3 separate regions of the Homo sapiens genome follow, and regions 2 and 3 are each linked to region 1. Evidence: read pairs that join two places in POLR2A ChIA-PET (ENCODE). Cell type or tissue: K562. All regions are shown on one strand.

Region 1 (5,000 bases):
ACACAATGGGGAGTTGAGACAGACACAATGGGGGGTGAGACAGAGACACAATGCGGGGAGGTGAGACAGAGACACAATGAGGGGTGAGACTGAGACATAATGGGGAGTTGGGACAGACACAATGGGGGGTGAGACTGAGACACAATGGGGAGTTGGGACAGACACAATGGGGGGTGAGACTGAGACACAATGGGGAGTTGGGACAGACACAATGGGGGGTGAGACTGAGACACAATGGGGAGTTGGGACAGACACAATGGGGGGTGAGACTGAGACACAATGGGGAGTTGAGACAGACATAATGGGGGGTGAGACTGAGACACAATGCGGTGGGTGAGACAGAGACACAATGAGGGGGTGAGACTGAGACACAATGGGGGGATGAGACAGACACAATGTGGGGGGTGAGACAGACACAATGGGGAGGTGAGACTGAGAAACAATGTGGGGGATGAGACAGACACAATGTGGGGGGTGAGACTGAGACACAGTGGGGGGGGATGAGACAGACACAATGAGGGGTAAGACAGAGACACAATGGGGGGGGTGAGACTGAGACACAATGGGGGGTGAGACTGAGACACAATGGGGGGTGAGACTGAGACACAATGGGGGGTGAGACTGAGACACAATGGGGGATGAGACTCACACACAATGGGGGGTGAGACTGAGACACAACGGGGGGTGAGACTGAGACACAATGTGGGGTGAGACTGAGATAAAATGGGGAGTTGGGACAGACACAGTGGGGGAGCTAAGGCTGAGACACACTGTAGTGATGACACAGACACAGTGGAGGGGATGAGATTGAAGCATAAAGGGGACAGAAGCCGAGACATGATGGGTGAGGGGTTGAGAGTAGACAGAATGTGGAGGAGAGTGAGACTGAGAAACCATGTCAGAAACCACAAGCTAAATCAAAAGGGAAACAGTAATATGGAAAAATATATGCAAGAAATACGAAAAGGAGTTAGTATTCTTATGGTTGAGTCAGTAAGAGAAACACCAAGAGTCTAACAGATAGTAACAAATTACATAAATTTCAATCCAAAAAAACACAAATAAAAATGTTTAAGAAATATTCAAAAATTACCAATCCATTAAACAGCAACACTGCCACTTCCTACCTACTTAGTGGAACTCAAACATCTGAGAGAACACTTCGGAATACAGATGCCATTCTCAAAATTGAAGTTTTTCTTTGTTGACCAGGAGCATACTGAAGGGACCTGCCTAATTTTTACAGATGGCTGGGTCCTGAGACAGCCAGATGTCCCCTGGGCTGGCTGGAAGAGGGGATCCCAGAGCCCACACGGGTGTGGGAGCGACCGGGATGACCACTGCATGTAACCTAGGCAGGGAGGCCAGGCGCAAGACCGCACACCAGGAGTGGGGAGCAGAGCTCCCAGGTCCTTGGGCAGCTGACAGTTTTCAGTCAGCACCAGCTCAAAAACCTCACACTGGCCTGTCGTGGAAGTTGTGACGGAACAAAACTGTGTACACTTGGCCCGCACAGAGAGACTGGACGTCCACTCTGAGGTCTGCAGCGATGGAAGGGAAGGAGTGTATCTCATCCCGCACAGGAGACTGGACGTCCACTCTGAGGTCTGCAGTGATGGAAGGGAAGGAGTGTATTCTTGTCCCGCACAGGAGACCGGACGTCCACTCTGAGGTCTGCAGTGATGGAAGGGAAGGAGTGTATTCTCATCCCACAAAGGAGACCGGACGTCCACTCTGAGGTCTGCAGCAGTGGAAGGGAAGGAGTGTATCTCATCCCACACAGGAGACCGGACGTCCACTCTGAGGTCTGCAGCAGTGGAAGGGAAGGAGTGTATCTCATCCCATACAGGAGACCGGACATCCACTCTGAGGTCCGCAGCGATTGAAAGGAGGGCGTGTATTATCCCACACAGGAGACCGGACGTCCACTCTGAGGTCTGCAGCGATTGAAAGGAGGGCGTGTATTATCCCACACAGGAGACCAGACGTCCACTCTGCAGCGATGGAAGGGAAGGCGTGTATTCTCATCCCATACAGGAGACCGGACATCCACTCTAAGGTCTGCAGCGATGGAAGGGAGGGTGTGTATTCTCATCCCGCACAGGAGACCGGACGCCCACTCTGAGGTCTGCAGCGATGGAAGGGAGGGCATGTATTTGCAGGGTGCCAAGCAGGAGGGTGGGGCAGCTCCGCCTAAGTCCTGAACTCCCCACTGGCTGCAGACAAGGGTTCTAAAGGCAGCAGCGAATTTCAGGAAAGCAGAAGCTGCAGGCAAAGTCGTCAATCAGGACGTTGGGCGTACACGTGGGTTTTGACCTAAAAGGGTGGGAGATCTCGAAGTGAGGACTTAGGGGTCATCAGAGGATTCAAGGATTTCCTGATTTGTAGTTGGTTAAGGAAGAGCAGCTTTGTTTAAAAATTGGGGTCGGCAGAGAAATTGTTAACCGACTCAGGGGTGTGGCTCCCTCCAAGCCCCTCAAGAAGAAATTTAGACCCAAAGAACAGTGATCAGAGGTCAGCCTCCCGTTCCCCCCATCTAAGGTCTCTTCGTGGGGGTCCGCAGTGGGGTCTGGGCTTCTGAAAGGCAGCTCGGGGACATGTGTGAAGATGGGATCTTTAGAGTCTACAGAGAAACAAAAATCTCTGGACTCACTCCCCTGGCTGCTGACTTGGGCTGCCCGTAACCTTCTTGCTTATCAGGTTGTTCATTTACAGGCGAGCTGGCTTCCCCTTGAAGGAACTCTTTGCAGGGGGCTGGAGGACTGCAGGCCTCTAACAAGGGAGTCCCTGCTCCCTCTCAAAATGAACCCTTGATCCTTGGAGGGACTGTGAACTTTAACGTCCACACTCCGCAGGCCTTGAGGTGTCTGGGGACAGCCCCCCTTCCCACCGCCCGGGGGCGGCCCCTCCTCCGCACCCTGGGCAGAAAGAACGCGATGCCGTCATCCTCAACACGTGGCTCGGGCAACGGTTGAAATGGAGAGTTTTCAAGAATTATTTTTAATAAAATAAACCCTGAGGTCAGAGACTGGTCATGTCAGGCCCCGGGGCAGAGACTGTTTACAGTCTTTGGTGCCTAAAGAAAGGTCAGAGAAATTCCAGGGCTGCCCTCCCTCCACAGGAGGTCAAGTTTCATCACCAAGGAGGCCCCTTCTGCAGCCTGTGGGCTCTTTAAAGACCACACCCCTGCCTGTGCCTGCGTCAGAGCCCAGGTTCCCCGCTCTGCCCCCACCAGCTACTGCCCTTGGGCCTGGCACTCTCCCCAGGAACGCCTGTGAACAGCACTGTCAGCTCATCTCCCTGGGCTTCTAGTCAGAAAGGCTGGTGTGCAGAGGCTCACAGGCCACCTGTGCTATTTAAACATCGCAGTCAACTCCCCTTTGCCTGTTCCTATAGAAAACAAGGTCTAACAGTCATCTCCTTCCTCTAAAATAAGCAAAGTGACATTGCAGACCGTGTATACTACCTATTCTGTGTATGCGCACGTGAGCATGGCTGGTCACCGAGGCACAAAGCGTTTAAGAAGGCCCTGCTCAGGCCCAGCTCATACTTGGGTCAGAGCTGGGGACCCTTTCATAGCAGCCCCCTGCCAGGAAGTGCCAGCCAACTAGTGGCCAGATTTCTGAGTCTCACAGACATAAAAAGTCTGAAAGGGTTGCCTGTTGTTTCATTTTGGCCAGTAAAGTCTCAAAATAGGAATGGCCAGCTTTTATCAACAATATTTCAAAAGGATTTTTTTTTAAAGGACTCTCTGTTGAAAACATTTCTGTTTAGAGCTGGAGAGTCTCTTGTCTAGAATTATCTCATCCCCTGAGAATAAGAAGCAGCATCTGGCGGAAACCCCAGACCCCGCCAAGAGTCTGCCGTGCCCACCACAGTCGTGGCACAGCGTGTGCACCAAGGGCCTGCCAGGCCCACCGCAGGCATGGCACGGCATGTGCACTTTTTTCCAGGTGCCTGAAGCCCTCTGAGCACACGAGAGGGACAAGGCTGTCAACTCTGGGCCACACTCAATCAGCTCACCCTCCCACAGCCCACGTACAGGGAGCTGGCCCAGTTTGGGTGGCCAGACCTGTCTCATCTCTGGATCCACCCTGGCCCCGGTCAATTATGTTCTAGAGTGTGGGGGCATTCATGGATTTATAGATGTGTAGAAATGATCAGTTCTGACCCCGAGCCTCCGTTCACACAAACCCCCAAGCGCAAAGCTCCCGGCAGAAGTGCGACAGGGGCTCTCCAGGCCCACAGCCGCCTTTGTGTCCACACATGACATCACTTCACTGTGGGTGTCCTGAGGAACACAGCGTCCTTGGAGGGTTCCCTGAGGTTGGCGTGACCACAAAGGACAGCTTACTAGCAAGGAGCTGCCCTCACCCCCAGAAACGGTCACAATAACTCACAAATTATAAACACCTGAAAATCCACCAGATCAGCCGTTCCAGAGCCCAGCATTAGGAGGATTTGGCTGGGAGAAAGCATGGAGGCTGTCATGGCTGGCATGGGAGGGGGCGCCGGGGACACAGGCCAGGGAGAAGTCCCGTCCCCAAGGCTGCCTCCCACACGGGCGAAGCCAGCACCTGCCCATGCCCTCTGGCCTCTACAGCCTTGCAGGGCCACAGAAGGGCCCAGCTGCTCACCTCCACAGCTCCTCCTTCCCAAGATACTTCCCACATATGATGTGACTCTGACCTCGGTCTCCCAAGGAGTCCCATGCATTCATCTGAGCAGGGCATGGGGAGGCAGCTGGCCGTGCTGAGCAGGAGGGTGTGTGGTGCCAGGGCCCAGGACAGGTCCGAGGTCTGCAGTGCCTGGGCAGGGCCTGAACAGAACATCTCCTATGGCCACTGCATGTCCGCCTCCCCCCACACCAGGTTTGCCCACTGAGGCCAGTGCCCTGGACACCAGCCAAGGGCCCTGCCATGCCCATGACTTGTGCAGACCCAAAAGAGGGACAAGGCCGAGATGATTTAATGGCCCAGGGGAGCCTGGAGACCTCATCT
Region 2 (5,000 bases), 58 kb after region 1:
AAAATAAAAGAACTTTTTAAGACACCACACACAAAAAATGAGTCCAGCTTCTCATTGAGAGTGAGCATGTTATTGACACAGACAGATTCAAAATCCTAAGAAGGATAATGAGGAAAATCGGTTTTTACAAATAATTATTAATAGACCCAATGCTCTTAGAGATTCCTCCTCCCTGAGCACCTTTTGAGCAAGAATCTTTCCTCGGAGCTTTGGGAATTCCCCTTCTAGCCCTGTGGGAACCCACAAATCATAGACCAGGGGCTCTGTAAATTCTGCAGGGGGAAAATCCATTTTGTGGATAATTTATTGCAAAAGAGTTGAAAAGGGGTGTTGGTTAACTAGAAAAGCTTATGCAGTAAATAGAGAAACCAACCATTCGACTCCATTGTGGCTACAAAAATGGTGGAAAATGACAGGTCTTTCAGTCCTCGCCACCTACTTCCCACACTTCAATAGTGTTAACCCTTAAGGACCATCATCATCAAGAGGCCTTAATAGAGAATCCACTGAAATGAAACCACAATCAATTCAATGCTAGCTACTTGGCCTATAAATTGAAAGCAAAGTAAATACAAATTACTCTGCCTGCTGTGATGGTGAATGAGGTTTTTAAACACAGCTACTTGTCAGATTTTGGCCCTTTATTTTTATTTTCCCCCTCCTTTATCTGAGTTTTACTTTTCTCCTAGGGCGCCTTTCCAAGGTGTTTGTAAATTGCCCCCAAACGTCAGGTCTGCAGTTGGCATCTCACCACTTATGCCTGCGCTTCACTGAGGTCCGCAGGGCTATGGAGGCTGAGCTGAAAGCACTTCCAAGTGATTCCCCAAGGAACGTCCTCACAGGAGCGTTCAGAGGGGCCCAGCCAGTGCTCTTGCTGCTGAAGGAGCATCCCAGGGAGGTGACGAGCCCAGGGCCCCTGGCACAGGGTGGCCCTGGAAGAAAGCACTGTGCTCCCAGCACTTGAACAGGACCCTTCTGCAAACACAGCGCTCGAACGGAACCCTTCTGCAAACACAGGGCTCGAACGGAACCCTTCTGCAAACACAGGGCTCGAACGGAACCCTTCTGCAAACACAGGGCTCCAACGGAACCCTTCTGCAAACACAGCGCTCCAACGGAACCCTTCTGCAAACACAGCGCTCGAATGGAACCCTTCTGCAAACACAGGGCTCGAACGGAACCCTTCTGCAAACACAGGGCTCGAACGGAACCCTTCTGCAAACACAGCGCTCGAACGGAACCCTTCTGCAAACACAGCGCTCGAACGGAACCCTTCTGCAAACAGCATTTGCATAAATTGCACCGTCATTTTTGTACTTATTTTACATCAGAGAGGTAGGCTGGGCTTTTTGAAAGAGGCACACTGGCTGATCTTGCTCCTGATCAGCTGAATCCCTTCTTTGTAAAGCAGGGAAGATAACAGCCACCTCTGAGGGCCAATGTCAAGACCCAGGCCTTCAAGGCTCCTAAGAGAACAAGGTGGCTGTGCCTTGGGAGGCTGAGGCCAGAGGATTGCTTGAGGCCAGAAGGTCTAGACCAGCCTGGACAGCATAGCAAGACCCTGTCTCTACAAAAAAAAAAAAAAAAAGTAAAAATTAGCAAACATGGTGGCTGGCATCTGTAGTCCCAGCTACTCTGGAGGCTGGGGCAGGAGGATGGCTTGAGCCCAGGAGGTTGATGCTGCAGTGAAACATGATCATACTACTGCACTCCAGCCTGGGCAATAGAGCAAGACCTTGCCTCAAAACAAACAAAAACAGCACGAGGCAGCCACATGGCTATTGCAGGAGCAGGAGGGGCTCTCCCAGCAAACTTCTGCTTGGGCTGACGTTGGGCCCTGTGGGCATGGAGCTTTGGGCCCCTCCCCCTGGAATGGGTTGTGCTGCAGCACAAGGCACTGTCTCCTGCGGAGGAGCCTGGTGGAGTCGGCCACAGAGGAAAGGGTTTAATTCATCCTCGCTACGTTTCCCACACATGCTGGGGAGTACCATACACGCCAGCATTGCACTGGCTTCTCCTGGGTTGACCAGAAGTTTCTGTTGTGCCTGGTGTGGGCAGTTGTAAATTACAGGCTTTGAGTCAGAAGAAACCTTAAGCCCACCTGATGCTCTCGGCTCCGACTGTGCTCAGGCTCTGGCTCAGCAGCCTGTGCTCCCCGGCGTGTCCCCGCCTCACTTCGTCTAGGGGGTTGCTCTCCTGGAGGGCAAGGAGGCTGCAGTGTCACGGCTGCACCTCCCCGCACGATTCGGCAGGACGTGCCCAGACGGCAGGACTGAATTTTCCTGTTGTGGCAAAATTAAATTCTGAGCAAGTGTTATAGGAGGAGTTTTGTCTGTAAACGTTTATTCAAGAGGCAAAGGTAGCCTTTCTGGCTGAAAACTAGAAACTCATTCTATTTAACTAATGTGTAGTTTGCGGGGAGGTGGGATTTAGATGTATTTAAACCCCACCCCTGAACTATTGTGAGCTTTCTAGTGTGTGAAGCCAAGATACCGAACAAGTCGGCAAGAGACAAAAACGGGGAGATGCCAGGACGAGCATCCGTTCTGCTCCGCAGTGGCCCGGGGGCCGGTGTTCCCGCAGACACCAGCAGCTGATCCGCGCACAGAACAGGACCCCGGCCACGGTGAGGAAGAGAGAACGCGCACGCTTCAGATCTCTGGTCGGTAGGTGGCTGGAACGCCAGGTGTGGGGCGGGCGCTGCAGAGCCTCCCACGCGGCACAGGCTTCTGCCTGCTTTTCAACCACGGCTTTGCTGCTTTGACATTTCTGGAATCAAGGTGCACCTCATAAGCAACACCAACGAAAATCAAGTAGGGACGAGGCTGTGGCTGACGGGCAGGTGCAGACCACACCCTCTCCACGACCTGGGGCGTGTCTGTGGCTGACGGGCAGGTGCAGACCTCACCCTCTCCACGACCTGGGGCGTGTCTGTGGCTGACGGGCAGGTGCAGACCACACCCTCTCCACGACCTAGGGTGTGGCTGTGGCTGACGGGCAGATAGTGAGTAAATTGAGGCACTTCAGGTGCTCCCCGGAGCGGAAGGCCGAGGGGCCCTCAGGGTCCCACAGACACTGGGGGGCAGTGGCTGACACGTCAGGAAGGGCTGGCCTCAGCGCGTGGCATTTAAAGCCCCCAGGCAGGGAGGGGTCCCCTGTGTCTGATACAGCACGTAGCTAAACAGCCCTTGTGTAAAAAGTGACACGCCCGGCGCTGCTCTTTCCCTAGGAGCGCTGTTATGGAGTTGGCGGTGGACCTCACGAGTGCCGAGTGCATTTGCTCCCCGGGGAGGCTCGATGCTCAGGGACTCCAGGCCTCGGCGTCTGCAGCAGATAATCACAGAGGCTTGCCAGGTGGCCTCCGGTGAGCTCCGTGTGGCTGCAGCCCAGCTGGAATCGCTGAGATTAGGGAGGAAGAGGGGCCGGTTCCTCATAGCCCGTGGCACGTGGGAAGGATGCGCCCCCGGCGTAGAGCCCGCGCTGGGGACCACAAACACGCCCCTCCAGCTGCTACCCACTTTCATATTCTGTTCAGGAGCTACCTGGTAGGTTTTTTGGTTAATTTTCAATGAATGTAAGTCTATATTTCTAATGTATAGGAATAAAACAAACAAAGAAGTAGTCTATCCACAACACACTTCCCAGGGGTTGGGCAGCAGTGGGCTCAGTCCTGCCAGAATCGGCCCCACAGGAGCAGCCCCAGCAGCCGGGACCTGGAGCCTGAGGCCAGCGCCGCAGAGGTTGGAATCCGGAAAGGAAGGCGCCCTCCAAAATGACGTGCAGTGAGTCTGGATGACTTGAGGAAAAGAAGAAGAACATGCATTTTGGATGTCTATTTACAACAACACTGATTTCTTAGATTTAGAGAAGGTGGCAAAACCCTCCACTGAATGTGATTAAAGTCGTGGAGAGCAAGGTGGGACCCAGGCCGGCAGCAGCAGCAGCGAAATAGATCAACAGACAACAGGGTGTTCAGGACCCAGTTCAGGGCTGGAGAGGACAGAGATCAACAAAGAACTTGGTCATCGCCAAGGAGCCCGATGCCGGGTGAGTGTGGACGGCAGCTCACGGGAGCCCTGCCCGTGCCCATCCTGGTCCAGCCACGCTTGCTCGAACCACAGAGAGGGACAGCTCAGCCCACAGCTACACAGAGGAAGAGCCTGGGCAGCTGCCCACAGCCCCAGGGATCAGGCCTAACATTTTCCTAAAACTTCCTATCTGTGTTGCCTTTTCCACTCGCACCGTCTCACTTACGCCACAGGCTGGGAGGTAAGCAGGGCACGTATAGTCCCCACCGGGCACTGGGATCTGAAGCAGTCGGCGACTTGCCTGGGGACAGGGCTGCTCCACAGATCTGGGCATCAAGCTGAGGTTCCGGCTCCAAGCCCTGTCGCCTTCTCGCCTCTTCATTTGCTTTGTGGCATCACAGCCTAAGCAAAAAGGAGAAAGCAGTTCGCTCAGGATGGGAGTACTCTCGTCCTGGCTTCCGGAAGGTTCCCGACACAGGTCCCCTCCTCCTACGGTGCAGGCCCCGGCGCTTACGGAGCCACTTCCCAGCCTCCCTGGCAGCCTCAGCACCACGCTGTCTCCGCTGCCGCTTTAACTGTGGACGTGGTGACCAGCAGCCTTCCAGAGGTGGCCCCTCCAGGAACGGTGGCATCAGCTCTGTGCAGGGAGGACAGCTGCTCCCAGACGAAGGGAGGAGGCCTGGGTCCCCACACAGTCCCTGATTCAGGGTCGTGCTGGACACGTATTCTGCACGGGGCAGATTATGCGGATTTTAGCCTTGTGGATCCTACAGCCGCAGCCACAGAAAGATGGAGACAAGGGCACGTGGCTGTGTCCCAGGAAAACTCTCTCTACAGCTGCCGGCCACTTCTGGCCGCCTCCCGGTCTAGACGCTCACATGAGAGAAAAACAGATTTAAAAAATCATTTAAGCCATTGCCTCAAGGCCATTTCACAAATCCAATGACAGGCCAAATTGGGCAAGCACAACTA
Region 3 (5,000 bases), 200 kb before region 1:
TGGCCACTCTGTGATGCCATCCCAATTTGGCTTTTGGGTGCTCTTAAAATCCCTCACCGAGATGTATTCTCTTTCTTCTCAATGTTGACAAGGCTATTTGGGAATAAGTCTTCCCATAAACAAGGACATCTTGACACTCAGACTTTGATCATCGATGCTTTCAAGAAGAAAGGTTTTTGATCAAAGAGGGAAAATGAGAATGTGTGTGTGGAAAGTATGTGTATATATGTGTGTGTATATATTTATATGTGTGTATATGTGTAGAAATATGCCTTTTATCTGAGGAATGGGAGCCCTCTTAAACTACTAGGCCTGAAGAGGCATTAAAATGAGACAGCAGTCACGTCCTACTTCCCCCAACCCTTGAGCTATGTAATCGTCTCTTTAAACTGCTTGTATTGCCACATATAAATATAAATTAACCTAACTATGCCACATGCCAGACACCATAACCCACATCCTATAGCTCAACAATGTATAGCCAATCACTAATCAATGTTATTTCTGTAAACCAATAAGAATTCCTGACAAAAACTGTATCAGCCCACCACTTGTCCCCCTTTTTGTCTTTAAAAATCTGCTTGTAACAAAGACTGAATGAAGTACTCCCCAAGGCAACTTGGAAGTGTGTCCCAGGCAGCTGTCCTCAAACGTGGCCCAAGTTAACTCTCTATATTAATTTTGCTTCAGCTTCTTCCTTCAGGTCAACAGCTAATATACTGAATTTTTTATTTCTATCATTCTATTTTTCAATTTCAAAAGTTTTCTTTGGCTCTATTTTACAATTTCTATGTGTTTATTAATATTCTCTATTTGATGAGACATAATTCATGTACTTTTCTTTAGTTCTTCACACCTGGTTTACCTTAGTTCTTGGGCATATTTATAATAGCTGATTTAATGCCTTTCTCCACTAAATCCAATATTTCTTTCCTCAGAGAAAGTTTCCATTGACTGTGTTTTCCTGCTTTGGGCCAAATTTTCTTTTTATTTGGAAGTCTCTTAAGTTTTGTTGAAAACTAAGCATTTTAAATAATATAATGTAGCAACTCTGGAAATCAGAACACTCCCTTCTTCACAGAGGCTGTTCTGTCTGTTTGCTATTTGTTTTGTGACTTCCTGGGCTAATTCTGTGGAGACTGTGATCTCTGTTGTTAAGTGGCCACTGGAGTCTCAGTTGGTTTGGAGGTCAGCTAATCACTGAACATAGATATCCTTAAATGTGTTGAGTCTTCCCGCCGCTGCCGTGGGGCTCTGTTCGGTGGGGGTGATATTTCCTTACCCACCTGTCAGGCTGTTTACATCCCTGTCTTCTGCATCGCTTCCTGCCTGAGGCAATCACGAGGTAAAAGACTTGGACCCCTGCAGCACTCTCGTAGGCCTGTGCAACCCTGCACCTGTACAGGACTCTATTCTGGGGATTAGCTTGGAACTTTTCAAAGCCCCTTCTGGGCATCTCAGTCTTCAGTCCTCAGATTGTCCTTTTTTTTCTTGTCAGCCTTTTTGTTCCTTTGCTCCTAATGCTAGTGTTGCCTCAGGCATCTGTCTGTCACTGATTTTTTTTTTTTCAATAAATGCCACAGGGGAAAAGCTGTCCACACTGACTAAGCTCTGAGTCAGGTCAAGTAAAGACAAGCCCTTGAGTGGAGGTTTCCAGGGAACTTCCAGACATGTCTGTGAAAGGAAAGTAAAATCTTGGGACCCCAAACTCACTATGCCAAAGGGAACATTGAGCATGGGTACTGAGTCATGTAAAAAAGGAAACTGCTTTCCTTTTGTTCTCAAACAGATGGCTGCAACATCGAAGGCTGCATAGCTCCCCAGGTGGCCTCCATCACAAATTGCTCACAAGGAAATTCCTTGTAGGCCCTCAAATCTTTGATAATATATATTCCCCCTATAAATGAACCGTAAAACAGAGTTGTGTTGAATCTCACCCTGACAATGTAAATTAACAGCTTGTCTCACAGGTGTGGGACAAAGACAAGACTAGAAATTATTCCTCCACCCACCCTGAGGTAAATGCATATTTGACCTCTTCCTTACACTATACTTACTTCATCTTATGCAAAATGTAGACCTATGGACCATGAGATGAATGCATAGTTGACTTTTTCCCCACTCCTCTCTTTCCACGTGTCAAATGTGGATTCAGCAGGCACTAATCAGGGCCTCACAAGAATGCAACTGCTTGCCTCACAACCTAACTCCTGCTCTTTTCTTCTTAATTCCTTTCCCTCCCAACCACTCTTTCACCCATAAATACTGAAGTCCTCAAAACTCTCTTTGGAAAAAGCACAGGCCACAGATCCTACTGTAACTTGTTTTCCAGGCATTTCCCCAACTTTGGCAAAATAAACCTTCAAAACTACTGACATCTGCCTCAGACACTTTTTAGTTTACATATCCCATGTCCAATCCCAGAGTACCTGAGGACAGGAGCTGGGGAGCTCAGACCGATGCTACCCCTTCTAGTGGCTGGGAGGCTGCTAATTTCCACAGCAATCATGATTGTGTGGCTGCCAGTTTTCAAGGCTACTGCAGAGCTGATGGAAGAGTGTTGCAGTAGGAAAAGTTAAAATGCCACAAAGCTCTTAGGAAGATTCAGCATTTTTCTTGAATACAATTTCTTTGGGTTGTTGCAAGAGTGGTTAATTTCTAGAGTCTTGAAAAGGTTTATTCTTACAATTTTTCCAGTATTCATACTGCCTTCGTGGAAGAACGTATTTTTGAGGTCCTTACTCCACCATGCTGTTTAATCTGCAGGTGGACATTTTAAAACAAAGAGCACTTACCTAGTAAAAGGTGCGTAACTACTAAAATGTCTAGTAGTTAGGGACTACTAAATTGGTATACAAGTAGCAAATATAGAAAGCCTGAAGGGGAATGAAAAAGGCAGAAACTATTAGCTTAACAGAACCTCCCACCACAAGGCTGAGATACAGATCCCTCCGGGAGGGTGTGGCTTCTCCAGGCAGTGAGGACACTTGCTGGGGGCACAGACCATGGCGAGTCAGAAGCGAGCACAGCCATGCCTCTGCCCAGCCACCCACTGGAAGCCACACTGAAAGAACGTCAGATGTGAAGCCCCTTCCTCTTGCTATGGTGCCTGCAGTCCCTCTAGCACCATATTGACAAATCCTCACGTCACCAGCTGGCAAAACAGACGTTTACACTGTCCCACTTCAGCATCGCAAAACAAAGCCAAGAAAAGTGAACTTGGAGCATAAAGGCAATATACTGATAAGGGGCACTGCACCTCTTGATAATATACTGATAAGGGGCACTGCACCTCTTGATAATATACTGATAACGGGCACTGCATCTCTTGATAATATACTGATAACGGGCACTGCACCTCTTGATAATATACTGATAACGGGCACTGCATCTCTTGATAATATACTGATAATGGGCACTGCATCTCAATAATATACTGATAATGGGCACTGCATCTCTTGATAACGGAAATGCAATCCTCTGTAGTGCATCCAGCTCCAGCCCCTCTGCCAACCATGCAGAAGCCAGCAATCTATAGGCATCCCCAAAATGGAAGCTTCTTTATTCAAATGACATCTAGTCTTATCAAGACCCAAGTCCATTTGATCCAGGAAGCCTTCACCCTGTTAGTAGGCTTTCACATTTTCTTATGCTTATCTGGTAGGTTCTTTGAATGTGTGAATTTGTATTTATGTTAGTATTCTGTATCTTAAACCTGAATAGCTGGCAGCCTAAAGTTGGTGAGCTTTCAATTCAATAATAGAATTGGCCACTTAGTGAAGCATATTTTATAGTCTTGGAGATTGATTCAGACTGATTATATTTGGGAGGTATGACTAAGTCCTTGAGCCGCTATCTTCAGTTCCAAAATGTAACCAGGTTGCCAGCTGCTCTTCCTTATAGGAAAGAGCTACAGGGCAGAGTCGGGAGCCACGTGGCAGCTACAGACAGAGATGCCCCATCCCGCATGCTCACCACAACTGGCTCCCAGGGCATCTTGCAGGAAACCTCCTGGTAGAATGTTTTAATAACTTTATTTGAGAAGTCATCTTCCAAAACGGCTGCCTAACTGCATGTTTATTTATAAAACAAAGAACTGACTTGGGGAAAACATGACAACTAAAAACAGTTGGCCTTAGGATACTGTAAAGAACAATCATTTGAATTATTTTTCCTGCAGGACTTTGGCGGCTTCAGAGAGCGGACAATTGCCTCAGAAGTAACGTGCAGTGAATATCCTTGTCATCCTGGTGGTTTCACTGTGGATTCCCTTTATTCTCCACCTAGGAATATGATGAAAGTCACCCTAAAGTTCATCCACATTGGAATTTAAAGATGAAAGGTATTATCAAGTGTAATTTTCTGGATGTGAAATACCAGCAACAGAGAGAAGAAGGAGCAGAAATAAAGCCACTTCAGAGCACAGGCACTAACCCAGATTAGTGAGAGCAACGTTGCCACATATGCGTTTTAATCAGTTGAGAACCTCTGCTTCTGAGGAACAAATCGTCAGTCTTGTTGGGGCTGTAGATGGGGCATAAGAAGGGAAAGCCAAGATTTGAAATGATGGAACGTGGCGTTTCTCCAATTGTCAAGATTATTCTGTAACCAGAGTCTGAGGTATTCCAGGGAAATGTACCTTTTTGAGGACTTGCCAGGAGATTATTTTTGCCCTTAAGGTAGAATCATAGACAGAAACTTTTGTTCCATAATGTCAGTAGCTGAGGCAGCTGTGACACCCACTGCTCTGAGGCATGGTCTCCCACAGAGGGCCCCTGAGTCCCTCTGCTTTTCCCATTTCCAGCAGTGGGTGTTGGGCGTGTGGCTGCCTCACGGCTCACAGGTCAGCAGGCCGTGTCCCTCCAGAACAGTTTTCAGGTTTCCAGGTGGTGTGAACCACTGGGAACATTGGATGCCTGGCAGAGAAATTCCAAAAAGAAGAGGCACGGACCATGAAACTTTTCAAAGATTTAAAACCATTGGTCTCAGTTGGGGTCTTG

What was found. Peaks named below come from ENCODE experiments on the same cell type or tissue, not always from the same donor. Only the 100,000 strongest peaks of a DNase experiment are listed, where the experiment ranks them.
Region 2: POLR2A ChIA-PET joins it to region 1 with 5 read pairs; 1 of 35 experiments calls an interaction of 5 or more read pairs at or near these places.
Region 3: POLR2A ChIA-PET joins it to region 1 with 5 read pairs; 2 of 35 experiments call an interaction of 5 or more read pairs at or near these places.

The regions. Positions count from the first base shown.
Region 1 is chr7:159,013,774-159,018,773 of GRCh38, reverse strand. It overlaps LINC00689 (long intergenic non-protein coding RNA 689), which reads right to left. Exons shown (of 5, transcript NR_024394.1): 2 at 1,128-2,316. Among named protein-coding and RNA genes, the nearest start is that of LINC00689, 7.9 kb to the right of the region's middle. RefSeq lists enhancers at 2,546-3,174, 2,935-3,464, 4,433-5,000. In K562, no CTCF peak of the experiment used is centred here; DNase peaks (open chromatin) are centred at 2,884 and 3,185; H3K27me3 peaks cover 1,108 bases.
Region 2 is chr7:158,956,013-158,961,012 of GRCh38, reverse strand. LOC124901794 reads right to left here and starts at 1,395. Exons shown (of 1, transcript XM_047421165.1): 1 at 621-1,395. The coding sequence starts at 1,309. The coding sequence ends at 755. It also overlaps a transcript of DYNC2I1 not described here. RefSeq lists enhancers at 3,080-3,309, 3,189-3,760. In K562, no CTCF peak of the experiment used is centred here; DNase peaks (open chromatin) are centred at 2,972 and 3,262; H3K4me3 peaks cover 451 bases; H3K27me3 peaks cover 1,125 bases.
Region 3 is chr7:159,215,078-159,220,077 of GRCh38, reverse strand. No RefSeq gene overlaps it. Among named protein-coding and RNA genes, the nearest start is that of VIPR2, 73 kb to the right of the region's middle. In K562, no CTCF peak of the experiment used is centred here; no DNase peak of the experiment used is centred here; H3K27me3 peaks cover 2,509 bases.